Regions from separate parts of the Mus musculus genome. Here region 2 is linked to region 1. A link is a loop called in an ENCODE intact Hi-C map of the cell type or tissue named here. Cell type or tissue: heart. All regions are shown on one strand. Each heading gives the region's core, and the rest is flanking DNA. Links, peaks and the distances in the headings are about the cores only.

Region 1 (14,929 bases), core at 2,776-10,775:
CAGAGCCTCCCTCCCTTCTGCAGAAACCTGACCACTATTTATTGCTGCTTTGGGGCCGAGTTTCTTGCCCTGACCATCAGAGGACATTTTAATATTTCATCACTAATATTGAGAGCAGACCAGTAGAATTTAATAAAAACGTTGAAGAGAACTGCTATTAGTCGCTTTCTTTGGCTTTCAGAAACATAGGCCAGTTCTCTTCTATCAGAGCAGAATTCAGTGCTGCTTTGCAAAAACCATGGCAGGTGAACGTTGGCTTCAGTGTCGAAAGCTGAGCGTGAGAAGTTGGATGAGGTTGTGTCCGTCCTTTATTGAGAGACATAAAGCAGCCTGTTCGACTGATGAGATTAAGATGTAGGTTTTCTGTTAGGTGCTGGGGCTTTTGGTTTGGGTTTTTCTAATACTCAGGATGCTGACTTGGACAGAACATACATTTGTATATTTGTAATCTTGTAATGGGAGAAATGTGTACAAAGCTGTTTTAATATGTATGTAGGTTTTCAATAAATCTCATTGCCTTGTGGGCAGGATTTGCTGTCCAGCTCTAGTGGTCATTTCTTCGGTCAGTGCCTAAGGTGAGAGAGGGTTTCATTTTCAGGATGCTCCCTCCCGGGAACTCTGCGACCAGCGTAGAGGGTGCTGCAGCTGCCCCTCACTGGCTTCTCCATCCCCAGGAAGTGATCAGACAACCCACTCAGTGGTCTGAACTCAGAGCTGCTCATGTGGAGAGACTTCATACATTCTACCTCCTCGGAGAGACACTTCCCTTGGCTGGCCTCCGTGTACTTCAGTGTTACTCTGGATCCGAGGTGATAGTTATTGCTGCTCTCTCAGTGTTATCAAAAGCACCTAATATAGGCACCCCTCATCCCCCTGAGCACGCTGAGGGCCTTGCCTAGGCTGAGCAGGCATTCCAGCCTTTCCACATGCTCTCCTTGGGAGAAATGAAAAAAAAAAAGAACTGACCACTAAATAGAAGACAATCAGGAGCTGGAGAGATGGCTCAGTGGTTAGAGCACTGGCTGCTCTTCCAGAGGTCCTGAGTTCAATTCCCAGCATCCACATGATGGCTCACAGCCATCTGTAATGGGGTCTGACACCCTCTTCTGGTGTGTCTGAAGAGAAAAATCAGTACCTGGGAAATAAATTGCTTTTCTGAGTTTCTGGGTAAATGCATTCTATTTTCTTACTCTTGCTGCATCTCATGTATTTTGTTTCTGTGTATGTGTGCATGTGTATGCTTGTGTGTATGTGTAGACACACATGGAGGAATAAGAGGATAATATGCAAATGTTAGTTTTCTCCTTCCACCATATAAGCCTTGGGGATTGAACCCATGAAGTTTGGCTGCAAGTGCCTTTACCTGTTGAGCCGTTTTCTATTTGGTCTGTGTGTTCCCAGAATAATGCCCCAGAGACTTTGTGTTTGAATAAATGCCTAGGCCATAAGCCTGGGCTTGTTCCTCCACTAGCTCATAACTTAAGGAACCCTTTTATTCTAGTCTATGTGTGCCACATAGTTAGTTACCTCTCCTCAGCTTCAGGTGTCTGTCTCCTACAGAGACCCCACGCCTAACTCTATCCCAGAGTTCCTTTCGCCCTCCTATTTTCTGCCTCAGCTAATAGGTGCTTCCATACAGTGCACAAGAAGTTCTCGCTACACTTTAGAGAAGAAAAAAATGTAGTCTTTAACTATAGGTCACTTTTCACTATGAAAATATACCTGCCAGGGATTGAAGCGATTCTGCCTGACCATTGTCCAGGGTGTTGAGCCACCAGCTTCTGTCCTTCTGACTCCTCGTAGGACTCAGCTTCGCCATCTTGGAAATTACCTATTAGAAGGAATTAGAGCCTAAGCCTAAGTCAGTATCCTTTGTCTCTTCCTCATTGTATACGAAATTAGGGGCAGGCAGTATTGAAGTCATTTAATCCAGTTTCTATCTTATCTAACCACTTCAGTCCACAGTTGTATAAACTATGTAGACTCTTCCTATAAAGTATCAAATTATGTTCCCCAGATCTCTGGAGGCCAAGCCTCTCAGATCTCCGTAAGATCCCCTGACATTCCAACTTCTCTGTAAACTCCCTGGTTTAAGATTTTTTTTTTTCTTTGTTGTTGCTGGGTGTTTTTTGTTTTGTTTTGAGACAAGATTTCTTTGTGTAGTCCTGGCTAGCCTGGAACTTGGCTCTGAAGTCTAGGCTGGCCTCAAACTCACACAGATCTACCTGTCTCTGCCTCTCCGCCTCCTAAATACTGGGATTAAAGGCGTGTGCCAGGCCGGTCGTGGTGGCGCACACCTTTAATCCCAGCACTCGGGAGGCAGAGGCAGGTGGATTTCTGAGTTCAAGGCCAGCCTGGTCTACAAAGTGAGTTCCAGGACAGCCAGGGCTATACAGAGAAACCCTGTCTCACAGGAGCTACAACAAACATTTCATTGAACTGGAAGCTCAGACTTCCCCCTGGTCATTTTGGGCTTCTAATGCCCTTAAACCAACAGGCTAAAAAAGGAATAACAGTGTTAGGAGGGGTAGATCCAGATTACCATGGGGAAATTGGATTACCTCTTCACAATGGTGGTAAGCAAGATTATGTCTGGAGTGCAGGAGATCCCTTAGGGCGTCTCTTAGTACTACCATGTCCTGTGATTAAAGTCAATGGGAAACTACAACAGCCTAATCCAAGCAGGATGACAAAGGACGCAGACCCATCAGGAATGAAGGTATGGGTCAATCCTCCAGGTCAAGCTCCACACCTGCTTAAAAGTTCATTTCTAATGCTTTAGAGGCTGCTCTTCCAGAGTTGAGTTCAGATCCCTGTAGCCATGTCATGTGGCTCACAGTTGCCTGTAACTCCACCTCCAGGGGAATTCACACACACACACCCCATGCACTCTCATGCACAAACTCACCCTAACACATAATTATTAAAATAATAAATATAAATCTTGAAGAAATAGTTATCGCTGTTCCCCTGCCCTTCAGGTAGGAAGAATGAAGAGCATTCTTGTCCTTTGCCAGGCCTTTCTCTAGCTTCTTTCTTAGAACTTGTATCTGGAATCAGCTCGCCTATTCCCGCTCTGCAGCCAGGGCTGTGCTCTTAACTTCAGCTTCTTCCCAGGTACTGCAGTAGTCTCCTGATGTCCCCACTTCTGCTTTTGCTTCTCTTGCATCCAATCTACATAGCAGCCAGAAGGTGACCTTTACACATACATAATGTGTGCAGGATGCACTGTCTTAACTTAAACCTCTCCCCAGGGAGGGTTGGTGTTCACGGGCAGGGGATTTGCTTAACAGGCACAGGTTTGGGGTTCAATCCCTAACCACAAAAACAAGCTTTGAATGCCTATAATCCTAGCACTCAATAGGCAGAGGCAGGAGGATTGCCATAAATTAGAAGTAGCTGCAGGGGACTGTAATAGTGAAACCCTGTGTAAACGAGGCTGGGGAGATTGGCTCAGCAGTTAAGAGCATTGGCTGCTCATCTACAGGTCCTGAGTTCAATTCCCAGCAACCACATGGTGGCTCAGAACCCTTTATAATGAGATCTGATGCCCTCATGTGGCTCAGAACCCTTTATAATGAGATCTGATGCCCTCTTTTGTCTGAATCTGACTCTCTCTTCTGTCATGCAGGAATACATGCAAACAGAGTACTCATATACATACATACATACATACATACATACATACGTGTAAATTTTTTTTTTTAGTTTTTGTTTGTTTTTTGTTTGGTTTTTTTTTTTTTTTTTTTTAGTTTTTTTCGAGACAGGGTTTCTCTGTGTAGCCCTGGCTGTCCTGGAACTCACTCTATAGACCAGGCTGGCCTCGAACTCAGAAATCCGCCTGCCTCTGCCTCCCAAGTGCTGGGATTAAAGGCGTGCGCCACCACTAACCTGCTAATCAGGCTCAGCAGTTAAGAACACTTCATGAGTTTGGTTCCCAGCACCCACATGCCGGCTGTGAACTACCTAAGCCATCAGTCAGGTCTCCTGTTTTTGTATTTTTGAGGTAAGAATGTAACAGTATAGCCCAATATAGCTGGCCTAGACTCGCTGTGTAGCTTTGGCTAGCTTTAAACTTACTGCACTCCTCTCTTAGCCTCCACAGTGTCAGGATAAGGGTGTGAGCCACCATGCCTGGCTGGCTTACAAAGCTTTCCAGTGTAGGATGGAGTAGTAGAGATGACTGTGAGACTCTAGCTTACAAGTGGTGTGACCTTAGATTAAATCATTCTCTAGACTTTACCCAGCAACCAGAGGATGCTCATGGACACTAACTATGCAGCTCACTGGGCTATGGTTGGTCTAAAGGTATAATGGAATGTGGCATGATTATACATATTTAACACTGCATATCTAACACGCTGCTCAGGAAGGGCTAGGGCTGATGCCTGGGTGCGCTGTGGGTAGAGGAAGCCACCCTCAGCAAAGCTCTTCAGTCTCCCAGCCCATGGGGCTGATCCAGCAGCCAATGACAGTGCTGTATTGAATCATTGACAGGTGTAGGAATGGAGGCCTATGGGTATTGCCAGGGCTCTCCCAGTGAACCAGGGAGATAGGCCTGGCTTTGTGTGTAGCTGGCGTCAGTCTCCCAACCTTTTGAGAACAAGGCAGTCTCTTAGTTGTAGCATCTTAGTTTTACCCGTGGCCCGCCAGTCCCCTCTTTCTTCCCATCTTCTCTCACCTTAAAGGTTTTTCATTTTCAGTGTATTGATCTCGTCCTTCCCTGCGGTGGGGTACATAATGAGAAGAGGCTTCTGAAGTAGCCACAGCCTAAGGGTGATTGGAGGAAGCTTTGGGGTCGAACACTTGGGTTCTTTGCTAATGTTCAGATGAAACACTGCATGTGGTGGGTTTTCTTATGACTGGTGGTCTAGCAGGCCAGCAGTGGGGTGACAGAGCTGCCCCTGGCTCCAGGCTGGGGAAGTACTGGGCCCAGTCCAGAGGGTTGAAAGTGTTGGGGCCTGGTTGGGCATGCACTGTGCTTTGGGCTTTTCAGCCCCCTCTTTTTCTCAGAGGCTGAGAGAAGGGGGGAAAGCTGTTTGTTCGCCCCTCTCTTTGTTTGTCTTGTCTAATTTAACTTACGTTATTTATCAAAAAGACAGGTTATTTGGAAAACCAGATGGACCCAGGCAAAAATCATCTGGGTTTTCTAAACGTGAAAAATTAGGTTCTGGGAGCCCAGGAGGGAAGACTCTGTGTGTGTGTGTGTGTGTGTGTGTGTGTGTGTGTGTGTGTGTGTGTAGTGAGGAGGAGAGAAGTATTGAGTAAATGTCTCCAGTCATTTTCAGAAAGAAATTATAATATCCCTCCCCTCGTCTTAATTGAAACTAAAATGAGGAAACTACTTGCTGTTGATGCCTGGGTGTGCTGAAAGGTTCTGGTTTTGTTTTTTGAGATGGTCTCCTGTGTAGCCCAGGCTAGCCTCACACTCCCACACCTGCCTCTGCTTCCCAAGTTCTGGATTTACAAAGGCACACTACCAGGGTCGGAAAGGCTTAATTGACCAAGAATGAAAACAAGTCAGGGCTGTCACAGCAGCAGCTGATGGCTTTCTTTCCCCAGTCTTTGTCATATTATACAGAACAGAGAGATCAGCGAGAGATACAGGGAGCTGAGGGGTTTCTGGAATGCAGACCCTTGCTTCCTCCTGGCTGTCAGTGACTTATGCCAGTCTGTGGCTCTCTTACCTTTGGGAAGTGGCACTGTTAGGAAAGAGCTGAAGCCAGGGCCTGTGGAACAGAGCTCTTAGCTACAGCCGAGGCTATGCTCTGACTGCAAACCTCAAACCATCCTATTCAGAGGGCACACACAGGCAGAACAGAGCCAAGGCCTTTTGTGGCCTGAAGAATCCTTGACAGCAGAAATAACACTTGTCCCATTGTGAGTATCATTTTTTAAAGTGTCATTGGACTGTGAAAGCCACTTAATAACTTGATCTCATCTGAATAATCTGACTTAATGCTCGCTCCACAGTTGTGAGGATTAAATAGAAAAAATGGAAATTGTCTGCCTCCAGGCCTGGCCCAGGAAATCTCAGTGAATGGTAGCTGGGTGAATGAGTTCACAATCTAAATATTAAGCTCGCCTGAGCGTCCCCAAGGCTCAGAGCATAGCAGGCCAGTAACTGGGACTGATACACTGTCCCGCTGAGCCTGGAGCCCAGAGCTTGTAGCTCAAGCTGAACCTATGGTCGATTTAACACGTTTGGTGAGCAGCTCTGGTGTGTGGGGTGAACCCATCCCTAAAAGCTTTACTGCTGGGAACTTTCTGAGGACAGCTTCCTGTGTTCACCCTTTGAGACTTGTCTCAGCCACAGGGCACCCTGCAAGGTCCGGTCTCTTTCCACACCACCTTGCAGTGGTGACAGGGTGTATAAAGGCATGGCCGCTCAGATCAGGTAGGGACAACTCAGAAGAGCCATTCTAAGCTCTGAGCTCCTATGGGGACCTGAGACTGCCACAGGCTTAAGTTACCACCCAGCTTCCTTTGCCTGATCCTGTTTCTTTCCTGTTTTCACGGCTACTGAGCCCAATATCTCACTGGGAACTGGGGTTGCCTGTTGGTGTGCTTGATGTAGAGTCTCATGTTGCCTGGGCTGGCTTGGAACTTACTATAAACTTTTTTAAAAAAAACACTAACTAAGTACACTGTAGTATCCTCAGATACTCCAGAAGAGGGCATCAGATTTCCCTACAGGTGGTTGTGAGCCACCATGTGGTTGCTGGGATTTGAACTCGGGACCTTTGGAAGAACAGGTGGCGCTCTTAACCACTGAGCCATCCCACCAGCCTGGAACTTGCTATAAACTTTTGATCCTCCTTCCTCTGCTCTCTGAGTGCTGGGATTACAGCTTTGCACCATGCACTACCATGCAGGGCTGAGGCATTGCTCTGGTACACCCCCAGTCAAAGAGCAAGGGCACTTTTTTGTTTGTTTGTTTTTGAGATCAAGCTTCACTACACAGACCACGTAGTCTTACAGATCCCCCTAGCTCTACCTCCTGGGTTCTAGGATTAAAGGTTGGTGACTCCATGCCATTGCAAAAAGAACTTCCTAGTAAGCATTCCGAGTGAGTGCTACACTCTGTATCTATCACCTTCGTTCCTGAGGAATTAAAGCTGTGAGGATGTTAGCCTTGGAGGTCACTGGAAAAGGTATGATTTCAGCGTTGGTGGCGTTGAGGGTTCTCTTTTTGCCCACCAGAGGGCAGCAGCCTCTTAGTAATCACCTCATTGAGGCTTCCAGGAAGGGGTCCCATCCTCGTCACTGTGTCCTCTCCCCTGGTGTGTGGGCCCTTCTGAAGGAAGAAAACTTTCTGAGTTCTCTAGGCTTTAGCTTGTCAGTTTCAAGCTCTCTTTGCCTCCAGCACTGAGCATCAATCAGTCTTCCTGTTTTTTCCTCCCCTTCCCAACTGGGCGACCTCCTTGCCTGGGCTCTCCCACCTCTCACTGGGAAGGCCCACAGTAGATTTGTTTTCTGTGTGACAAGGTAATTACAAGCTTGGAGCTCAGAGGCCCAGGGGCCAGTCTGAGGATGGTCACATCAACCTGACACTCCTGTTCTGCTAACATTATTGATTTTTTTTTTTTTTAGTTTTATTTATTATGATTTTTTTAAATGTCTGGCCCTGGTGACATGAGCTATGAAGGCAGGAAGGCAGGTTTGCTTGTCATAATTTTGTTTTTGAAGCTACCGGTCTTGGGGATAGAAAGATGGCTCGGTGGTTGAGAGCACTGAATGTTCTTACAGAGGACCCAGGTTCAATTCTCAGCATCCACAGGGCAGCTCACAACCCTCCTTTGACCCATAATATCAAGTACCAAAGGGTACTTGATATTATGAGATAGGGTTTCAACTATAAAGCCAAACATCAGGCACTCACAGAGGGGACATACATACATGCAGGCAAAATAATTTTTTTAAAAAAAGAAAGAAACTACTTGTCTGACCATCAACATCACCAACACTGAAATCCCATCTTTTCTGATGACCTCCAAGGCTAGCATCCTCAAGGGCTCACAGATTGAATTCCTCAGGAATGAAAAGGGATACAAACGTGACGTTTTATTTATTTATTTATTTATTTATTTATTGGATTGGTTCTTTCCGTGGAGCCCGGGCGACCGTGTCTACCTAGAGCTTACTTTTTTTTTTTTTTTCCAAGACAGGGTTTCTCTGTGTCCTTGAACCCACTCCGTAGACCAGGCTGTCCTCGAACTCAGAAATCCGCCTGCCTCTGCCTCCCAAGTGCTGGAATTAAAGGCGTGTGCCACCACTGCCCGGCGACCTTACCCATTTTTATTATGGTTCTCAATCCCCACCATTTCCAGAGATTCTGCTGCAGGAATGTGAGTTGGCAGAAGAGTGGGGACAGCAAGAACAAAACTTTTGGCTAGCAGCCCGCACTTTACCCAGCGACCCTTTATGGCTTTCCTGCTGCCTATTAGTTTATCTAGATTAAGCCACTCAACACCCTGCTTCTTCCTCTGGCCTACCCTGTGCAGGCAGTTCTAAACCAAGCCACCCTATGCGCCTTGCTTTTTTTTTTTTTTTTTTTTTTGCCCCGCCTTCCCCCCCCCCGTCCTCTCCCCCCCCCTCCCCGCGCCTTGCAATTTTATTTCTTTACTTTAGGGAGGGGAGTATACATGGGTCTCTATAGGCTGTGAGATGGGCACCAGAAGGAACTTGAGGAGACCTGCCTGACCCATTCCATCCCCACCTAGGGCTTCGAGAAGCCTCCCTGACAGGGAAGAGGAACCTCAGGCATTAGGCAGTGAATTATGGGGGTTGGGAGTGAGGTCTCTGAACTTCAGTGATGGTGGTGGGAATTAGCTGAGGCCCAGGGCGATTTGTGGGGCCGCGTTCCCTGGAGCCTGTTTTCTCTGAGCGTGCCAAGAGAATGAATAAATCATTGTTCAGGGGCGGGATGCAGCTGCCGGGCTCCTCCCCTCGGCACATGCCTAACTTCAGCTCCTCCATTGAGGGCTGCTGGAGCAGAGCGCTTTATACACCCAGCTCCCCAAATCCTATTGAGACCTCCCCCTCCGCACGAGCCACTGGCTTCAAGCCCATTCACCATGGCCTTTTGTGCTAGGGGTTAAGTGGTTACATGTGGGGGGCACCCAGAAAGGATCTGTCAGGCCCTGAAACGCTGCACTAATATGGTGCTCTCCTACTGATGAATGGGATGGGTGGAGGAGAGGTGGGCGGCCAGAGGATAGGGTGAGGGAGGTGAGGGAAGGGGATTAGGGAGCCTACAGAAGCAGCTGCTAGGAAGGGGTATGCTTAGGAAGACCGAGCAGGCATCCCCTCCCCTCATTCCTCCTTCTGTTCCGTTTCTCATCTAGCCACTCCCGCTGTGGGCCCTGGGCTGTTCCACAACCTCGGGCTGTGGATTTGACTTCTCTGATCTCTTGGAAGGTGTTGGGAAAAGATATTCACTACTTGAAGGTGTTACAGAGAGTTTCCATGGTTTCCAGCAACCTTGTTCCTTTTCTCTTGGGGTATGGGAGTAGGGATAGAAAGAATATCCATTTTTCTGGGGTTCTCGTGGTGTAGTGGGTTTGAAACTGTGCCCCACTGAACTTTAAAACCATCCGCAGGCTTTGGGTCCAGGACAGCCAAAGCTACCCAGAGAAACTCTGTCCCAGGGGAAAAAAAAAAAACCTTCCTTGGGGATGGAAAGATGGAGTAATAGTTTGGTGGTGGAGGTGGTGGTGGTTGTTGTTGTTTTAAATCTTGCTGTACAACTCTGAGGTCCTAATTTCATTCCCCGGAATCCATGGTGGAACAGGCTTCCCCTGCAAGTTGTCCCACGCACATGTGTGCCTGCATTTCCTTCCCCACAAGAATGAATGAGTGAATGAATGACACCTGCCCTTAGTATGGATGTGTAGCTCAGAGGTTTAGCATCTAAGATGTCCCCCAGTTCAGTCCTCAGCACAACAAATGAAAACAAACCCACAAGACACAAAAATAAAGGCTTCCTCAGTGTCCTCTCATGAGCCGTTGGGGTAGAGAAATCAAGAGAGAAGATCTCAGATAGGCTGCGTGTGATGGCACTTGGCCTTTAACCCAGCAGGGAATCTCTGTGAGTGCAAGGCCAGCCTGATCTACATGGTGAGTTTGAGGCCAGCCTGGTCTACATAGTGCATTCCTAGGGCTACATAGTGAGACCTTGTTCAAAAGATTAAAAAACAAAAAGAAAATCTATATTTGGTTATTGATTTCCTTTATTACTTTTTTTTTTTGAGACAAAGTTTCTCTGTGTGTGTCCTGGAACTTGCTTTATAGACCAAGCTCACCTTGAACTCAGAGATCCATCTACCTCTGCCTCTCGAGTGCTGTGATTCAAGGCATCTGCTACCACCCCCAGCTAGGAATTAAAAAAAAAAAATTTTTTTTTTTTTAGGTTTTTTGAGACAGGGTTTTTCTGTATAGCCCTGGCTGTCCTGGAACTCACTCTATAGACCAAGCTGGCCTCGAACTCAGAAATCTGCCTGCCTCTGCCTCGAAAATGCTGGGATTAAAGGCATGTGCCACCACTGCCTGGCAGGAATAAAATTTTGGTTCACAGAACATAGAGAGTGATTCCCAGGCATCTTAGTGGCTCCTGTGAAGCCTGCAGCACCAGGGGTGGGAGCACAGCTCAGTGGCAGAGTCCCTGCCTAGCATGTAAGAGGCCCTGAGTTTTTGACTGGGACCCCATCCAACACTAAAAACTGTTTTTCTGCCCCTAAGACAATAAACAAAACCAAAACCCAAAAAGAAGTGTAAAACTTCTGGTTTTAGAAGTAGGCCACTCTCATTTCCTATCTGAGAAAACAGCTGACTTTTTAACCCAAGTCACAAAGTCCCTTTGAGATAGTCTAAGGTGGCCTTTACCTTTAAGAGGTGGAGGAAAAGGGATGAACAAAACTAGGTCACAGGCTCCCTGGACCTTCCTTTCCCAAGAACAGCCAATTCTGGGGTGCAATCTTCCTTCTAATCTGCCCTGGGGCTCTCGGGCTTAAGTCAAAGATCCTTCAGTGTTGTGCCTATGTTTTGAAGCACAAATAACAAAGTTCACAGGTAACTTATGTCCAACTATTCAAAAGGCACACTAGCCTTATACTTACTGTAAAAAGGTTGAAATGTTTGTCCAAGTTCCCAAAGCTGCCAGCGAAAGTGGACAGGTGATATCAGGAAAAGAGAAGAAAGTGAACACAAGTAGTAAGTATATCCTCCACGGCTAGGATGTTCTGCAGTGTAGTAGTTAGGGACTCCCCCAGTTACCAACCTGCAGCCCCAGGCTGGATTGTGAGCTGAGTTTTCAGCCGAATGTCCTACCTCGGCTTCATCCCCAAGTTCCGGCCACTTTGGGATTTCGAGACAGGGTTTCTCTGTATAGCCCTGGCTGTCCTGGAACTCACTCTGTAGACCAGGCTGGCCTCGAACTCAGAAATCCGCCTACCTCTGCCTCCCGAGTGCTGGGATTAAAGGCGTGCGCCACCACGCCAGGCCAATACTCCATTTTCTTTTCTTTTTTTTTTTTTTAAAGATTTATTTTATTATTAATATATGTAAGTACACTGTAGCTGTCTTCAGACACTCCAGAAGAGGGAGTCAGATCTTGTTGTGGATGGTTGTGAGCCACCATGTGGTTGCTGGGATTTGAACTCTGGACCTTCAGAAGAGCAGTCGGGTGCTCTTACCCACTGAGCCATCTCACCAGCCCCCAATACTCCATTTTCTTAGTGCCCTCGGAACACGCCGTCTTAGTGCCCTGGGAACACGCTGTGTGTTGGTGACTTCCATTCAGTCAAGCCCAGTCTCTGATAATAGCCTCTGGAAGCTTTCCCCTCTCTCCTGTGCTCATTCTGTTCTCCAGCAGCTCTGCCGCAGGGCCCATCCAAGTCTGGCATCTACTCTTCTCTGTTTCCTTTTCTAAACGAGGAGCCCTTTGAGACTGCTTGATTCTGTCCTGAATTCCTACCGCAGTATCTAAACCGAGCACTTTGTGGCTGTGCACTGCTTGTGAGTGGATGCATGGGAAGGGACTAGGTTGCTGAAGCCCAAAGACTAAGATCCCATCCACCCCTCTCCTCCTGGGCATACTGACCCTGAGACATCACCTGCCCATTAGGAGCCCTCATCTTTGTCCTTGTTGCCGGGGAATTTCCTCTCCTCTTTTCTCCTTGTCTGATACCGCAGACCCCGGGGCCTGAACCTGGCTACTCACTGCTGGCCTCTCTTGCCTCTGTCACCTGTCCCTAGCTAATGCGTGCATGCATTGTGTATGCCCATGTGTGTGTGTTTGTCTCTGTATACGCACATGGAGACCAGAGATTTACTTCGAGTATCTTCCTATGTCCCTCTGTACGTTATCGTGTTTTTTTTTTTCAGGTTTATTTTATGTGAATGAGTATTTTGCTTGTAATTATGTTCATGCATTGAACTTGTACCTAGTGCCTGGGGTGATTAGAAGGCTTTAGGTCCCCTGGAACTTGCAGTACATATGGTTGTGAGCCAGCATGTGGGTTCTGGGAACGGAAACCATAATCCTCTGCAAGAGCCAGTTCTCTTACCTGCTGAGCCACCTCGCCTGCAACCTTCACCTGATTTTTTGAGTCTCTCAAGAACCTGGACTTATCTGATGTCAGCTATTCTGACTAGGCAGTGAACCCCAGGGATCGTCTCTGCCTCCCCTGTGCTAGTGGCTACAGGTGCATGACGCCATTGCCTGGCTTTTATGTGGGTGCTGGGGACCCAAACTTAGGTCCTCAAATTTGTGCAGGAAGCAAACACTTGATGAGCTGAGCCAGGCCCCCATCCTGTTTGCCAATCTTTGTGATGTTCACTTCTAGGTCTTCATGATGGCCTGGCCTGCAGCTGAGCCCTGGTTAGCTTGTGGTTTCTTTGTCTCTGGCCTATACAAGGAGATGGGTGAATGCAGTGGAAGATACTTCTATGTTTGGGGAGATGGATCCCTCAGCATCCCGACTGGAGAAGCTGCTGGTGATTGAATAACAGTTTTCTTCTGTCTCCAGACATAGATAGCCACGGCTACCTGAGCCTTTCGGTCTCCACAGTCTCATGTTTCTGGGAAGTCTGGAACAGCTGGAATCGCTGTATGCATCATTTATACAATGCTGGAGTGTCTCCTGCCAACATCACCCTTGACCAAGAGGCTACTGTCTCTTGGATCCACTTGGCTTATGTGTCACTGTGCCATTTGGAAGCAACTGGCAGGGGTTTGTTTTTTGTTTTGGGGGGGGGTTGTTTTTTATTTGGTTTTGTTGGGGGGGGGGGAGCGTGCTTCTTATTTTGAGACTGAGTCTCACTGTATAGCCCTGGCTCACCTGGAACTTGCTCTGTGGACCAGGTTGGCCTTGAACTCACAGAGATCCATCTGCCTCTGCCTCTGCCTCTGCCTCTGCCTCTGAAGTGCTGAGATTAAGGGTATATGGCATCAAGTTCAGTCCAACTAGTTTTATAGGATGATAGAAGCCAGGCCTGGTGACATAGATCTATCACCCTTAGCTACTCCAGGGGCTGTAGCAGAATCTGGAATTTAAGGTCAGCTTGGTCTACAGAGAACAATGGAATTGAGTGAGCTGTACCAGGTTGGGGTGTTATGATGCAAAGTATACTATAGTCTTCAAACCAACAATCATAATTGGTACACAATTTTAAATTTTATTTAAATTTTAAATTTTATTTGAGTATGAGTATTTGCCTGTGTGTAAGCATGTATATCACATATGTTGCCCGTGGAGACCAGAAGAGTGTGTCAGGTCCCCTAGAAGAGGAGTTATGGCTATCACGAGCCCCCGTGTGGGTGCTGGGAAATGAACCCAGGTCCTTTGCAAGATCAACAAGTACGCTTACTTCTACTCTTCTTATTGAGCTAGCTCTCCAGCTCTCTCTATCTATAGTCTTTTTTTTAAAAGATATATTTACTTTTATTTTATGTGTATGACTGATTGCTTGCATGATGATCATGTAGAGGCCAGAAGACGAGGTCTGATCCTCTGGAACTGGAATTACAGCCAGTTGTATGCTGCCTCATGGGTACTGGGAACAAACAATTGTCCTCCTGCAGGAACAGCAGAACAGCAAGGCTCTCTGGCCTGGATCTATAAATCTGTTTACCATGTTGAACAGTGAGACTCGGTCTCAAAAAAAGAAGCACCCCCCCCCAACAAAACCAAACCAAATCAAAATACATATATGTATGTATGTAGTGGAAGGGTTCAGAAAATACATATGTGTATGTATGCATGTATGTATGTAGTGGAAGGGTTCAGAAAATACATATGTGTATGTATGCATGTATGTATGTAGTGGAAGGGTTCAGTAAATACATATGTGTATGTATGCATGTATGTATGTATGTAGTGGAAGGGTTCAGTAAATACATATGTGTATGTATGCATGTATGTATGTAGTAGAAGGGTTCAGTAAATACATATGAGTATGTATGCATGTATGTATGTATGCATGTATGTATGTAGTGGAAGGGTTCAGTAAATACATATGTGTATGTATGCATGTATGTATGTAGTAGAAGGGTTCAGTAAATACATATGAGTATGTATGCATGTATGTATGTATGCATGTATGTATGTAGTGGAAGGGTTCAGTAAATACATATGTGTATGTATGCATGTATGTATGCATGCATGTATGTATGTAGTGGAAGGGTTCAGTACCGTATGCAGTTGAAGACTTTGCGCATTTGCTTCTTGTTTCTGAGATCCTAGGTTCTGCTGCGTCAGGAAGTTTGGGTGTCTAGGGGAGAATGTTTCTAGCCAGGAACACAGAGATGGTTTCTTTATGTTTCAGACCCTTTCAACTTCTACATGATGGCGGATCTATCAGGATCTACAGGACCTATCGTCTTGATGGAGACTATCAAGGGCAAATGAACTGCTAGTGCCTACCGAGG
Region 2 (14,929 bases), core at 4,202-12,201, 240 kb after region 1:
GATCGAGCCAGAGTTACACATGGTTATGAGTGGCTAGACATGGCTTCTGGACACTGAACAACATGTGCTCTGGAGCCATCGTTTCTCCAGCTTCTTCCCTTTATTAATTGTGACCGTGGACTGAGGTTTCTGGAGCTGTGAGTGTGGCTCAGTGGTGCATTGTTTGGCTAGCACACACAAGGTCTGGCTTAGTCCCCTGCACTGGGAAACATAATAAGAAATAGCCCTAACCCAAAGTGCTCAGGTAGGCTCAGTCCTGCCCTCTGACTGCATTGGAGGTCAGAGGGTGACTTGTGGTTAGTTCTTGCCTACCCCATGGGGTCTGGGGATTGACTCAGGTGGTCAGATTTGTGGCAAGTCTGCTGAGTCATCCCTGATGGCCTGAACCCTTTTGTCAACCAGTATGCTAGGTTAAAAAGTAGTATCTCAAATGTTATTTTAATTTGCATTTCTTTTTAAGTGAGGTTTCAGTATGTTTTAAAAGTATTTCTTAAGCCGGGCGTGGTGGCGCACGCCTTTAATCCCAGCACTCGGGAGGCAGAGGCAGGTGGATCTCTGAGTTCGAGGCCAGCCTGGTCTACAAAGTGAGTTCCAGGACAGCCAGGGCTATATGGAGAAACCCTGTCTCGAAAAACCAAAAAAAATTAAAAAAAAAAATAAATAAATAAATAAATAAAAATAAAAAAAAATAAAAGTATTTCTTTTTTGGGGGGGGGTTTTGAGACAGGGTTTCTCTGTAGAGCCCTGGCTGTCCTGGAACTCACTTTGTAGACCAGGCTGGCCTCGAACTCAGAAATCTGCCTGCCTCTGCCTCTGCCTCCTGAGTGCTGGGATTAAAGGCGTGAACTACCATGCCCGGCTAAAGTATTTCTTTTTTATACACTATCATTTAAACTTGAGATTTCCTAAGTTAGAGTCCTTAGTACTTGATATAGGAACATTCATAAGAGGCCACCTGACCCAGTATTCCTGGAGAAAAACTGCTTTGGAGAGAGAGTCTGACTTTATGTTTCTCTAGCTTGAGCTCTCTGACTGGGAGGTTAGTTGGTTTGTGTGTTTAGGGTAAGTGCTGAGGCCCGGCAGGCATTCTGTGTTATAACCAATCTTCTTTGTGGTCCAGAGAGCACGGATGACGATAAAATTGTCCAGTACCACTGGGAAGAGCTTAAGGGGCCCCTGAGAGAAGAGAAGATCTCTGAAGACACAGCCATACTAAAACTTAGTAAGCTCGTCCCGGGGAACTACACCTTCAGGTAAAGTAGGCCTCGGCCTCGAGGCGCCCTATAGGAGTGACTGAAAGCAGCGGTTTGCACTGCGGTTGGTGGAGAATTCAGTGCTGTGTGAGTGGTCACACTAGGGATGCTTCTTAGGACATCGTCTCTGCAGAACCTCTGCGTTCTCCTTCGAAAAGCCACGTCTGGAGGACCCAAACACCTCCCAGGGTTCTGAGCTGGGGAAGGGCCCTTCTTCTCTCGACACCGCCACCGACATCCACAAGTGTTCTTTCCCCAGGGAAATGCTTTCCCCGAGTAAGATGCCTGCAGCTTTCTTTTCTTTTCTTTTTTGGTTTTTCGAGACAGGTTTTCTCTGTGTAGTCCTGACTATACTGGAACTCACTCTTTAGACCAGGCTGGCCTTGAACTTAAAGATCTGCCTGCCTCTGCCTCTCGAGTGCTGCGATTAAAGGTGTGCGCCACCACACCTGGTGGGATTTATGTTTTGTTAGCAGTCTGAAGGCGATTTGTGGAATCTTTCTTTATTGGAACTTTTTGAAAGATTTGATTCAAAGAAAATCCTTTCAAGAATTAGCATTGACATTTAGAATGTGTGTTATGAATGAGGCTTTAGGGGCTGGAGAGATGGCTCAGTGGTTAAGAACACTGACTGCTCTTCCGAACGTCCTGAGTTCAAATCCCAGCAACCAGATGGTGGCTCACAACCATCTGTAATGGGATCTGATGCCCTCTTCTGGGGTGTCTGAAGACAGCTACAGTGTACTTACATATAATAACTAAATTTTTTAAAAGAGAATGAGGCTTTAGGCTTACTCTAGGGCATTCCCTATATTTGCATATTTATGCTGCGGTATACTTGCAATGAGTATCATGCTCCTTATGCAGATGATAGGGTTAGAGAAAGTCGTTTGTATTTAGTAACCTCTGAGTCACACAGTAGAGGTCAAAAGATTTCTAATCCTCCAGTCATGGATCGTCCCACTTCACCCCGGGACACACACACGCGCACGCACACACACACACACACACACACACACTTATATACACGTACTCACATGCACTTACACACATACACTCACACACACACACATACACACACACAGAGACATGAGTTCCACAGTGGCAGATGCTGCTGAGACACTGAATATACAGGAAGGTGAGACATGCCCTCCTCTGGAGAGATTACAGAGTGCCTCATGGAAACTGAGGTCTATAAAGTAGACGGCACTCCAACAGATTAAGAAGGGCATTCAAAGAATAGTATTTACTATTTGAAGATTGTGTGTGTGTGTGTGAGAGAGAGACACACACACACACACACATACACGGTGCCTGTCCTCCATGGGTTACTGAGTTCTAGATGCTGTTGGTCACACGGAGTTGACATCATAGCACAGCCCTTCCGTACGTGTGCCCTTCCTTGGTGGCATTCTCACTGGCTCTTAAAGTACAAGAGGGGGCAGTGGTCTACAGTGCAGCCTGGGGCCCTCTCATTGGCTTGAATGGGAATTTTGAGTGATGTCTACCTTAAGTTTCTTAGAACTTTCCCTCTTAACATAGAATTTACCCTGGGCTAAGTTGATACTTTTTAAAAATAACGACAAAATTGGACATAGTGGCACAGACCTGTAACCACAGCACTTGGGAGACTGAAGCAGGGACCTCATACTGAGCTAAATAGCAAGTCCAGCTCAAAACAAAACAAAACAAAACCCCAATACCAAACCAACCAAACAAAGCCAAAGGTGACAGGAATGACCACTATTTTTGGAACATGTACTGTGTGCAAAGTGTTTTTCTGATTTCTTATCTCATTTAATCCTTTAAACAGGAATTCTAGTTATTCTCATTTTACAGATTTGGTAATTTTGGCAGAAGGTTAAGTAGCTTGCCCAAGGTCACACAGTGGTCTGCCTTCAGAGTCTGAGCTCTTCACCACGTGGTAACCTACGATGTGGGATAGATGGGGGTAGGAAGTGACGCTTTTTTAAATCTATGATATGATGAGATTGGGCTTTTGATTCTGTTTGATCTTCTCACTCTTGCTTTTGCGCGGCATTAGTTTGCCCTAGCCCTGCAGCCAGGTGCTGTTCTCTAAGGTCTCTGAGGGCCCCCCAAGGACCATCCCAGAATAGTCAGAAACAACAGCAATGGCCCATGTGACTGTAGTGCGTCAACAGTCACAGACCTGTGAGAAGTCAGGGCCTGGGGGAAGAGGCTGAGTCCCATGATCCTTTTGTCCAATACTTGAGCCTGTTTAAGAGTCCAAGCATCTATGCCTTCTTATAAAGGCTACAATACCCAGAATGCCCTACAGACCACAGGTAAGACTGGAAGGAAGCTCCACAGGTGTCTGGCTATGTCTGAGGCTGCTGGTGAGATTTAAACAAACTGCATGTCTTTTCAAAGCTTTTCTGTCAGCAAAATGGAAGGATCCCAACTTCCCTGCTCCCTTATGCTCACATTCTGAGGTGGTGTGAGAAGCTTTAGGCTGTTCAGCCGGAAGGCATCGTCTAGGTGGAAGTCTGCTCTTATAAACCCGGCTTCTCCCTGCACATACTGTGGGCATGCTGCGTAGGAGCATTCCTTGCCACCTCAAGCTCCCACCTTTCTGGAACGCGTCTTCGTGGTCTGTCCCAGAGCTCTGTGCCCAGCGTGTCCACGCCCATTTTTGTGCTTCAGCATGGCTGAAACAGAACAAGGGTGGAGAGCCTGCTGCAGGCAGCGTGGTGTGCTGTCTGTGAGCTCTGTAGGAATGGAGGCCAGGGATTATTCCTCCCTAAGAATGGGCTTCTGAGCAGGCTAAGGTGTTTGCCTGTAATCCTGGCACTCCGGAGACAGAAACAGAGGCAGACAGATCTCTGTGAGTTCGAGGCCAGCCAGGGTTTCTGGGCTTTGGTATCCATGATATACTCTGCAATGTTTGAACATGCCTCAGCAAGTGGATAGACACAGGCAGCAGCACAAACTGCTGCTAGCATATAGGACCTGGGTTACAAATCCTGAAGCCACTGCTGTCAAGCTGTGATCTCTTCCTGTGGGTGTGGAGAACACGAAGGTTAGACTTTCCAGAGCCTTTGTGGTCGTTCAGTTAGATAGAAAGCATCTGGGACTTCGCCTGGTTCACAGGAAAGCCTCAGTCACCTTCAGCGCTAACATTAATGTGCTTCTGCAGCAGGATGGGTAGGAGGGAAACTCCTGCCGCCTTGGGGTTGCTCGGTCCTGATGTTCAGTCCTCCTCCCTACTAACTCTTCTCTCCCAACAGCTTAACTGTTGTCGACTCTGACGGGGCTACCAACTCCACCACTGCAAGCCTGACTGTGAACAAAGCTGTGGACTACCCTCCCGTGGCCAATGCAGGCCCCAACCAAGTGATCACCCTGCCTCAGAACTCCATCACCCTCTTTGGAAACCAGAGCACGGATGACCACGGCATCACCAGCTATGAGTGGTCGCTCAGCCCGAGCAGCAAAGGGAAGGTGGTGGAGATGCAGGTAGGAGGGCGCACCATACCTCCTCTCTCAGGGGACAGGGAGGCTCTGATTCCATCAACTGCTCAGGCTTTCTCTGCCCCATTTTATTCTCAAAGTCAGGCTTGTGCATTTAGATTTTTAAAATCCCCAAACAAATTCAGAAATTTGCTGGTTAGTGAAAGTTTTAGACCTCTGATTATCAGATTACCTGAAACTTTTAGTATTAGGAGGCTAGGTAAGAAATTTGTCTCTTATGGGTGACCCAACCCAGAGAGTCACACCACACAGATGCCACCAGCGTGCAAACCTCCCTAAGCTCACTGGTAGATCATCTAGCTACAAGATGCCCTCCCCAGAAGTCTGTGAAATAGACAGGGCACTTAAACAAGTAGAGTAACCTGGGCGGCTATGGCGAGTAGGGACCTGTTGCTTCCTGGGTCCTGCTGCTATCACACAGAGAGATGGTCTTAGTGTTAGTTGACAGTCTTGCTAAGAGCAGACAGAAATGAGATTTTGGGGTGGAATTTCCCACCATTCAGCACGACAGGCCAAGCAAAATGCCTTCAAGCAGAACTCAGCCCTAGGCCACCAGGTTTTGCTGTTAGAAAGCTCCTGTGTTGCAGGCTTTCCTCCAGTTATTTATAATGTTCCTTCTGACAGGCCGGAAGGGCTCTGTACCTTCAGGTGTCTAGAGGCATGACACAAAGCATGTTTTACCTGGCTTTAGTTCATGTGTTTTGATAGGTTTCTCTGCTGCCACAGAATCTATAGAAATTCTTAATAGTACAATGTCTCACGCTGTTCTGTTAATGGTCATTCGTTGTGCTGACCAGGGACACACCCCCAGTACCAAGTTAGTTTTAAAGACCTGGCTGAAGTATTTCTTCCCGAGTGAGTACTGTGTGCATTGCTGTGATCCTGGGAGTCGTTTCCCATGCCTGAATTTCTGCATGTAGGGAGTTAGAACGCCAGCCCTGCAGCTGTCCGCAATGCAAGAAGGAGACTATACCTACCAGCTCACAGTGACTGACACCGCAGGACAACAGGCCACCGCCCAAGTGACTGTGATTGTGCAGCCTGGTAAGCTCCTCCCCAGGATCCTGCCAGCCCTGGGGCCACAGGCTGGAGTTCTGGGCTGCAGGCCAGAGAAGTGGAAGGCAGGCAGTCGCCCCTCAGAGCCTGAGAGTCACCCCACCCGGCTCTCACCCTTTGCCTTACAAGACTTCTGAGCTTTAGTGTGTGTCCTTGCCTTGCAAGTTACTGTGTGATGGTGAGGGCCTGGGAGATGGCGTCACCATCATACCAAATGCTACTTGGTTTTAAAGGGTTGTTGCAAAGCCCTCAATGCCTAGAAAACTGTGTCTACCTCTTCTTAGCCCACTGCATTAGATTTCAGAGGTAGTGAGCTGTAAAAACTTCAAAATTGTTTGACATGATTCAGTTTCATTTTTTACTGTGAGTCCCCTGATGGCATCCATCTCTCCCACATATCTTGTAATGCTCTGGGCTAAGAGGCAGAGTTCCCATGGCTACCAGAGCAGATGCCCCAATGGATCCTCTCCTCTGCCACCTGGAGTGCTGCTTTTGATGGCTGCATCTTTGTCCTAGAGAACAACAAGCCTCCTCAGGCAGATGCAGGCCCAGACAAAGAGCTGACCCTGCCCGTGGACAGCACAACCCTGGACGGCAGCAAGAGCACAGATGACCAGAGAGTCGTCTCTTACCTTTGGGAGCAGAGTCGGTGAGTGTCGATGCCATCTGGGCAGAGTTTCCAGCCATGGAGCAGCAGGGTTTATTTGCTTTTGAGAGTTGACTCATTCTTACTAGTCTCTCCCGGAGAGTGAGAAAGAAAGGTTTACAATCCCAAGGTTCTACTCTTTTTTTTTTTTTTTTTTTTTCGAGACAGGGTTTCTCTGTGTAGCTGTAGCTGTCCTGGAACTCACTCTGTAGACCAGACTGGCCTCAAACTCAGAAATCCGCCTGCCTCTGCCTCCCAAGTGCTGGGATTAAAGGCGTGCGCCACCACGCCCAGCTGACTCTTTTTTTTAAAGATTTATTTATCTTATGTATGTGAGTGCACTGTAACTGTCTTCAGACCAACCAAAAGAGTTCATCAGATCCCATTACAGATGCGGTTGCTGGGAACTGAACTCAGGACCTCTGGAAGAGGGCTCAATGCTCTTAACCGCTGAGCCATTTCTCTAGCCCCTAAGGTTCAACTCTTAAGAAAGATTTTCTGATTTTTTTTAAAAGAGAGAATGTATATCATCAGTTAGCCCCACTGTGTGAGCTTGGGCTTTTGCAGGCACCACCCATCTGCTAAATGCATAGTTTCGTTACACTTGAGAGGCAGGTTGGAAGGTAATGGAGCAGAAAGATACCATTGTTCAAAATTGACTAGTAAGGCTAACTGAGGAGTGGGCAGGCAGCTCCTGAGAGGAACTGAACCTTCATCAGCAAAGCAAAGCAAAGCAGAGCAGAGCAGAGCAGAGCAGAGCAGAGCAGAGCAAAGCAAAGCAAAGCAAAGCAAAGCAAAGCAAAGCAAAGCAAAGCAAAAAGCAAAGCATGCCTGTGTTACTGCTCTTCAGAGACTTTGGTTTTCAGTTAAGTTAGCCAAAGATCAAAGACTGCAGCCAAAAATTACTCTTTTTAAGTTGTAATTACCTATTTGAGCTATTCCTGATTGTACAATTTCTTTCAGCTTTTATGAACCATAGAAAATGGAATTTAACTTGTATCCAGAGTTCTGCATGAACTGAAGGGATTCTAGGGAAGCTGAAAACATTCTCCAGTTCCAAAACAGCAGCCACAAAGACAGGCTGGGTTTACCCCTAACACATATGTGTACACACACACGCACACACGCACACGCACACACACACACACACACACACAAACACACACACACACAGAGAGAGAGAGAGAGAGAGAGTGAGATCTTATTACAGCATTGGAGGTGGGTGGGGAAGGGTTTTAATATCTACTTAGGAAGTCCGTGTTAGGCAGTAGACATCCTTTTCCTCAGCTGCCCTGGAGAGCTGGGTCTCCCTTAGCTGATGTGTTTTTCTTGTAGCTGTTTATTGTAAGCAGACCTGATGAGCCCCCAAGCAGAGGCTCAGCAGTGGCTGCAGTGTAAATAGTGCTTAGTGGAGCTTCCTAGATGAGACTGATTCAGGAGAAGCCGCTGGGGTCAGAGGTAATAAGTTTCAAAAGCAGAGCTAGGAGCTGGAAGCTTTCTCTGGGTGTCCTTAGTTGGAAGGATGCGTGGGTGTGCAGGGCTCTGGATGTGTGCAGCCCTTGCCTGTGTGCTGGCCAGAAGCCTGCTGCAGGCCGCTGTGCTGAGACTCAGTGCGAAGGAGGCAGGATGTAGTTAGTGTCCTGGTGTTTTGTGGCGCTGTCCAAGGGCTAGAGGAGTCTGCGATATGGAGAGAAGATGGCTTCATCCTGAGAGGTCCTTGGCCCCCTTGGCCTGCATCCTTCCCTGACTTCTCTCCAGGGTGGGCTGAAGGGCGGCTCAGGGCTGTGGATAAGAAGTGCAGTGTGCTGCTTTGCTAGCACACTAGCTACGGGGCCAGAAACGCTTTTCAGAAGCCTCATCCTAGAGCCCCCTATTGATCCCAGAGCTGCTCAGAGGACTTACTGCTTATATAAGCCAGAATAATAAGGGTGGAATGCTCTAGAAGCTCATATAAAAGACAAGCCGAGATGTGCTTGACAGCTGAGGAGTGGAATTTTCTGACCAGAAGTAGCCTGTGTTTTAGGACCAAGTGATACTTTCCAAACGGAATATTTTTAAACATTTCCTGTCAGGGTTTGGGAAACAATTGTTCCTGTCTCAGTTGAGGTAATAATTGTTCTTCCTGCTGCCAGGGGAGCAGCAGACAGGTACGACTCCGCCCTCTGATTACTCTCTCGTCTAGGGGACCTGACGGGGTGCAGCTGGAGAATGCCAACAGCAGTGTCGCCACTGTGACTGGGCTGCAAGTCGGGACTTATGTATTCACCTTGACTGTCAAAGATGAGAGGAACCTACAGAGCCAGAGCTCCGTTAATGTCATTGTCAAAGAAGGTGCGTCTTGCTGTGGGCATGTGCAGCAGCCTAGTGGGTCTATCTATTCCTGGGATAGCCCAGGAGTCCGCCCTGTCTTATGTGGTACAGGATTGATTTAGAGGCAAATAGGAAAAGCAGTCTCCGGGAAGGGAGCTTTGAGAGTGGCTGCTGATTCTAAAGCCCCTTTCCCTTCCCGCTGGCCCCAGCCCCACGCCGCCTTCCTGCTCTTCCTTCTTACATGAAATGGAAAGCACTGACAGCTATTTGCTTTGCATTTTGCTTTTGCCTCTATGCTAAGTCCTTGGGCTTCTGTGACTCTCTGATAGCTACAGTGACACCTGCTGGCAGGAGCTGGGATGGCGGCTGCACTGCAGCCTCTGGCCAACATCTATCTGCCTTGTCCTCTTGGCTTCACAGGGTCTGGGGAGGACTTGGGAGAGGCCATGGACTGGTAGTAGAAAAGTCACCTCGTCAGCGGGTGACATCCAAACAGAATTGTGCTGACTAAGCTGAGGAACACCCTGGCAAGACGACCTTCCATGCCATAGAGTCTGTGGGGCCGCAGCTTAGAGGGGTCACACTCTTCTTTTTCTTATGAAGCACAAGGAGAGAAGACACACCAAGAGTAGCGCTTGAAAGGAGGTTATGCTGTTAACTAGCAAAGCCTGAGCCTCTGGTTCTAAGCACCCTGGTCTTCATTTCTAGTCACTAAATTCCTTTAAAGTGGAGACCTGCTGTAGAGCCACAGGAGGGAGGCATGCTGTCCCCTCTGCGTGGCTTTTGCTCTGCACTCTTGGATAAGCACTAACAGCTCCCTATTCGAGGTGCTCTCTGTGCTGAGCTCCTCAGCAGCTCTGCACGTGAAGCCTTGCTTTCCCAGAATGTCACATTATGTCGTTGATGTCTCCTTGGTTAGAAATAAACAAACCGCCAGTAGCCAAGATCGCTGGGAACGTGGTGGTGACCTTGCCCACGAGCACAGCTGAGCTGGATGGCTCGAGGTCCTCAGATGACAAGGGGATAGTCAGCTACCTGTGGACTCGAGATGAGACGAGCCCAGCCGCAGGGGTGAGTGAGTGTGTCAGGATGTGACGGGGCAGGGGGGAGGTGAAGAGGGGGTTCCTACCCTCCAGGATCTTTTTTAGCCATGCAGGCCCCGATATCAGACTGAGATTGTGCTCTGGAGTCAGGGAGGCCTTCCCGTGGGTCATTCTACAACTGCTGTGCTCAGGGGCTTGGCTCTCCTGACCCTAGGAGCTGTGGCGGGCAGTGCGGTGACTGTCCACCAGCAGAGCTGTGTGGCTCAAGCAATAGCTAACTCCAAGAAAGGGGTGGCGTTCTGTCCCAGAGCACAGCCATGTCGTTCCCGCCCCCAGGAGGTGCTGAATCACTCTGACCACCACCCTGTCCTCTTCCTCTCCAACCTGGTGGAGGGGACCTACACGTTTCACCTGAAAGTGACAGATGCAAAGGGCGAGAGCGACACAGACCGGACGACAGTGGAAGTGAAGCCTGGTGAGCCCCGCCTGCAAGGCCTCCATCCCAGAGAGGGCAGGCTTGCCCCGAGCCATACAGCAGTGTGTCAGGCAGGCAGAGCCTGGGCCCAGCACCTGCTCCTTTGTGCATGACCGACCAGGGTTCCATGGGAAGTTGAGCACAGCAATAGCGTGAGTCATGATGTCTCATCAGCATGGAGATGCAGAAAACAGTTTATTTTTGTAAGTTGACCCTCAGGCTTTATCTGAAAATCCAGGGAAGGTGAGGCGATGTCGGCACACTTCTCAGGGTTTCAGCAATAAATGTCCTCCTTAAACAGAAGCTTGTTTTTGTGGTAGGGAAGGGTGGGAGTGGGCAGGACTGATGGGCCCTAGGTCAGTCTCAGGCATGGCCTCTATCTTGGGAAGGGTCCTGGGAAGACAGTCAGCCCTTGCCTTGCCTCTAGGAAGGATAGTGGCTGAGACACACTGGGTCTCATCTGTGTTCAAAATCAGGCTACAGATAGTGCACCCTGACTCTCTTCCACTCAAGGTTTCCTGAGCAACTTATAGTTGCTTCAGATCTGGCCAGCAAGCGTAGCCATATCCAGGTGCTAGAGGCTAACAATATGGCGCTGGGGCTCAGCGGTTAAGAGCACTGGCTGCTCTTCCAGAGGTCCTGAGTTCAATTCCCAGCACCCAGGTAGCAGCTCACAACTGTCTGTGGCTCCAGTACCTTCACACAGACACACAGACATATATTCGCACAGCCAAAACACCAATAAAGTAAAATTAAAAATAAAACAAAACAAAACATTATGGTGCTCAAGCTATCTCTTGACTTCCTGGACTTTCCCTGCTAGGATGGCTGGGGTGGGGGTGGGGAGAAGGCGTGCACAGAGGGGTGTCTCTCATATTTATAAACAAAGTACAGCATGTCCCTGGCTCAGGGGACACATAGATGGAGAGTTTAGCTGTGCCTGTCAGTGTCAGATAGGGCTGGTGACGCAAAGACCACCGTGTCTTACCTCCCCTGAGGCTCCCTGGCCTGTGCCTCATCCTGGCACTTTGTGTGACAGTTCTCAGGGTAATGGGAAGCCTTAAACCAGCTCCCATGGCTCTGCTAGGAGTAAACTCCTCTTTGTTCCCACTTGAGGGACATCTAACTGCTGCCACCATTTCCCCTTCTGTGCCAAAGCAAACACAGCGACAGGCAGGTCTGTTTTAACTCGCCCACTTCTGAAGCCATGACTGATCCTCCTGTTTTCCAGACCCCAGGAAAAGCAACCTAGTGGAGATCATCTTGGATGTGAACGTCAGTCAGCTGACTGAGAGGCTGAAGGGGATGCTCATCCGCCAGATTGGGGTCCTCCTGGGGGTGCTGGATTCCGACATCATTGTGCAAAAGATTCAGCCGTACACGGAGCAGAGGTAGTCGGATAATGAATGTGGGGACCATAGGAAGGCCTTGGGGTTCTCAGGCTTCCCAGGGGAGCAGCAGTGGGCCAGGCTGAGGAGGCGCTCCAACCAGGAGCTCCAACCAGGAGCTGCTCAGGAGTGCATCCTGCCAGTCAGGCCGTGGTCATGTAATAGATGCTCAGACAGGCTCGGGAAGAGGGGCGGAAGAGATCCCGTGTGTCAGCTCTAGTCTGGGATGGAGAGAAGTATGTTTATGATCTCACTGCAGAGCAGGGGCCACTGTGTGGCCGTAAAGAAACAGCTAGAGCAGTTAGTTCTCCCAGGAGGGCTGGAGGAGGTGTGCCCAGAAGTAAAGGTTGCCTTACCCAGCCTATGAGAACTAAAGGGTTGAGAAGGGAGCGTGTGGGCAGTGGGCCCCCCTAAGTGCAAGCAGGATGTGCTCAGAGGTGCAACCGGGGAGACTGGGAGACTTGCATACAAAGGAGCTCAAGTTAGTTAGTTTGAAAAGCAAGGCAATCCCTGCTGAGATTTGCTTTCAGGGAGGTGAGTGGTGTGGAAGCTAAGAAGGGTGGGGTTTTAGGGGAGCAGTTGGGAGTTTCTGGGTGTGTCCAGCAGCAACAAGATGAGAGCCCTCATTTAGCTCTTGGTGAGAAGGAATGAGAAGGAGCCATGGGGGCAGTGCTGTGCCCGAGGAGGGCGGTGCTGTGCCTGGGTCAGCACCTGTGAGATGAGGTGACTGGGGCTGGACAGTGATTCAGCCTGCGAACTAATATTAGGGATGACAAGGAACTCACACTTGACTATTGAATTCAGGGTGACTTTTTCCTCATGTAGCCCAGGGTGGCATTGAACCCTTGAACCTCCTGCCTCCAGACCTTCTTTTTTTTTTTTTTAAGATTTACTTATTATATATAATAATAAATATATATTATACAGTGAAGACACTGTAGCTGTCTTCGGACACACCAGAAGAGGGCATCAGATCCCATTACAGATGGTTGTGAGCCACCATGTGGCGTGGGATTTGAACTCAGGACTACTGGAAGAGCAGTCAGTTCTTTTAACTGCTGAGCCATCTATCTCTCCAGCCCTTCTGAGAGACAGGGTTATTGGAGGAGGGAAGAAGTGGCCATGGAATTTGGGAGTTGGAGGGGCTGCCAGCAGTGCGGTGAAAACACAAAACTAGCCCAAGGAGAGTGCCACATAGACTGCCAAAAAGACAGTGCTACCATCTGAGAGCACAGAATTGGAAGCTGGGGCTGAAGAGGTGGCTCAGAGCAAGCACTGATGCGGGAAGAAGGTGGAGGCTGGATATAGACGTACCCTTTTAGTTTGTTGTTTGGTTTTTGTTTTACTTTTTGAGACAGGGTTTCTCTGTATAGCCCTGGCTATACTGGAATTCACTCTGTAGACCAGGCTGGCCTCAAACTCACAGAGATCCTCCTGTCTCTGTAGGAGGTGAGGGGTGGCAGATGGGAGCAGCTCCAGGGAGGGACACTAACTTTGAGCAGCTTTGGAATCAGAGCTGAAGCTGGGGCATCCTGGGCAAGCAGTTACCCCAGCCTCACGTGACAGTCACCTGGGGGTTTAGGGAGCCAACTGGGGCCCAGGCCTCATCCGAAGAGACTGTGACTCAGGTAGGGTAGGGCTGGACCTCTCAGGGTGCAAGCTTTCTGTGAGTCTGCTGTGTCACTAGGACACTGTTTTAACTTCTCATACATATGCACGTGTCTGTGAGTGTAGCTGCCTGCAGGGGCCGAGGTACTAGATCCCCTGGAGCCCGAGTTACACAGTAGTGAGCCACCTCCCTCATGGGTGCTGGGAGTCTAACTTCTCCGCAAGAGCCATGCGAGTTCTTAACCACCTTGCCAGACTTAGGACTCTTTTCTTGAAAAACAAAACAAAACAAAACAAAACAAAACAACCAAACCAAAACCTCACCACCACCAACAACAAAAAGAATGCTGTGTCCATGGCTAGGGAGCACCCTGGGCAAACAGCTGGTAGGTTGATCACGGTGTTGGGAGCTGACTAGGTAGGAGCACCCGTGCCATCAGTGCAGGGAGGGACACCTGGTGTGGGTGGGGAGCTCCTCTTTTGAGGGACATGTGCACTGCAGAGAGAAACAGGGCCGTCCTCACCTACCCCACTGGTAGGTGCCCACCAGGGAAGTGTGACGACTGCCTATCACCTGTGGAAGCTCTAGCACCTAGTTTATAGCATTGCTGTTGGGGGTTAAATATGACAATGTGGGCCCAAGAGGTGGCTCAGTAGACAAAGGAGATTGACGCTAAGCCTGATGACCTGGGTTCAGTTCCTGGGATTCACATGGTGGAGAGAGAGAATCAGCTTCCATAAGTTGCCTCTTGAGCTCCACACACAGTCACATACAAATAAGTGTAGTAAAAAATTTTAATACAATGTCTGTGTGAATCTATAATACATAGTACTTGACCAGTGATGGTTTGTTTGTCTGCTTTTATTTCATTTTGAGACAGGGTCTCACTATGTAGCCCCCACTGACCTATAATGTGCTATGTAGACTAGACCTCAGAGAGGTCCACCCGCCTCACCCTCAAGGGCTAGGATTAAAAGTGTGCATCACCTCCCTGGCTAGCTGATCGGTGGGTATTACCAGAAGTTTATTTTGAAACTTGATGGCTTGTGGCATCTCTGGAAGATTTGGGGTCTATGATCTTGGTACATTTTTGCTGCTATGACTTAGTAGAGATTGGTATTGTGGGAGAGGGGGTAAAGATGGCAGCGCTACTGGTAAAGGCAGAAATAAAATCTTTACCGGTGGATCACAGGAGGAAATGGTAATTAATGAATTCCCATCTTTTATTGTAAAGGCTAGGGTCTGGAGTTTGCAGGACCCATTGTTAGCTTTAAGTCAAGGACAGGACAGCTCAACTTTACATCATACGTGGAAGGTGCCGCTGTACTTTGGCATAGCTTGTCCTGGAAGCAGCTGGTCAGGGCCCCTGGGATACTTGGGACCCTCAGCTGTCCTGCATACTGATGAGTCAGTATCTTGGTTGTATCTAGAATCCATGTGGCCCAATGACTGGGAAGGTTTGCTTTATGGTACTAAGGGGCAGGCCCTCAGAGAGATTGAAATTAAGGCAGAGGGAGCAGTCACAAGTTCAAACAACAGGTAGAAAGCAAATGGATTCTGGGCTTGGAGTGATGTCATTTCAAACCAGCAGCCCCGCTGTGTAGGGCCTGCCCTTTTGCTATCACAGAATTCAGTGTTTGGTTTACAGATAATCTTT

Evidence for each region. Hi-C counts contacts between places; a loop is a spot of excess contacts. Peaks named below come from ENCODE experiments on the same cell type or tissue, not always from the same donor. Only the 100,000 strongest peaks of a DNase experiment are listed, where the experiment ranks them.
Region 2: a loop joins it to region 1, with 8 times the contacts of the local background. A loop is called at or near these places in 23 of 42 quality-filtered maps.

The regions. Positions count from the first base shown.
Region 1 is chr4:126,593,374-126,608,302 of GRCm38, forward strand. Clspn (claspin) reads left to right here. Exons shown (of 26, transcript NM_175554.4): 26 at 1-530. Among named protein-coding and RNA genes, the nearest start is that of 5730409E04Rik, 9.0 kb to the right of the region's middle. In heart, for the core only: a CTCF peak has its summit at 7,195 (motif pointing right); no DNase peak of the experiment used is centred there; H3K4me3 peaks cover 604 bases; H3K27me3 peaks cover 978 bases.
Region 2 is chr4:126,830,970-126,845,898 of GRCm38, forward strand. It overlaps AU040320 (expressed sequence AU040320), which reads left to right. Exons shown (of 21, transcript NM_133886.2): 9 at 1,121-1,253; 10 at 4,502-4,730; 11 at 5,666-5,789; 12 at 6,318-6,450; 13 at 8,630-8,778; 14 at 9,677-9,828; 15 at 10,137-10,275; 16 at 11,507-11,666. Among named protein-coding and RNA genes, the nearest start is that of Gm24161, 20 kb to the left of the region's middle. In heart, for the core only: a CTCF peak has its summit at 9,123 (motif pointing left); DNase peaks (open chromatin) are centred at 8,022 and 9,142.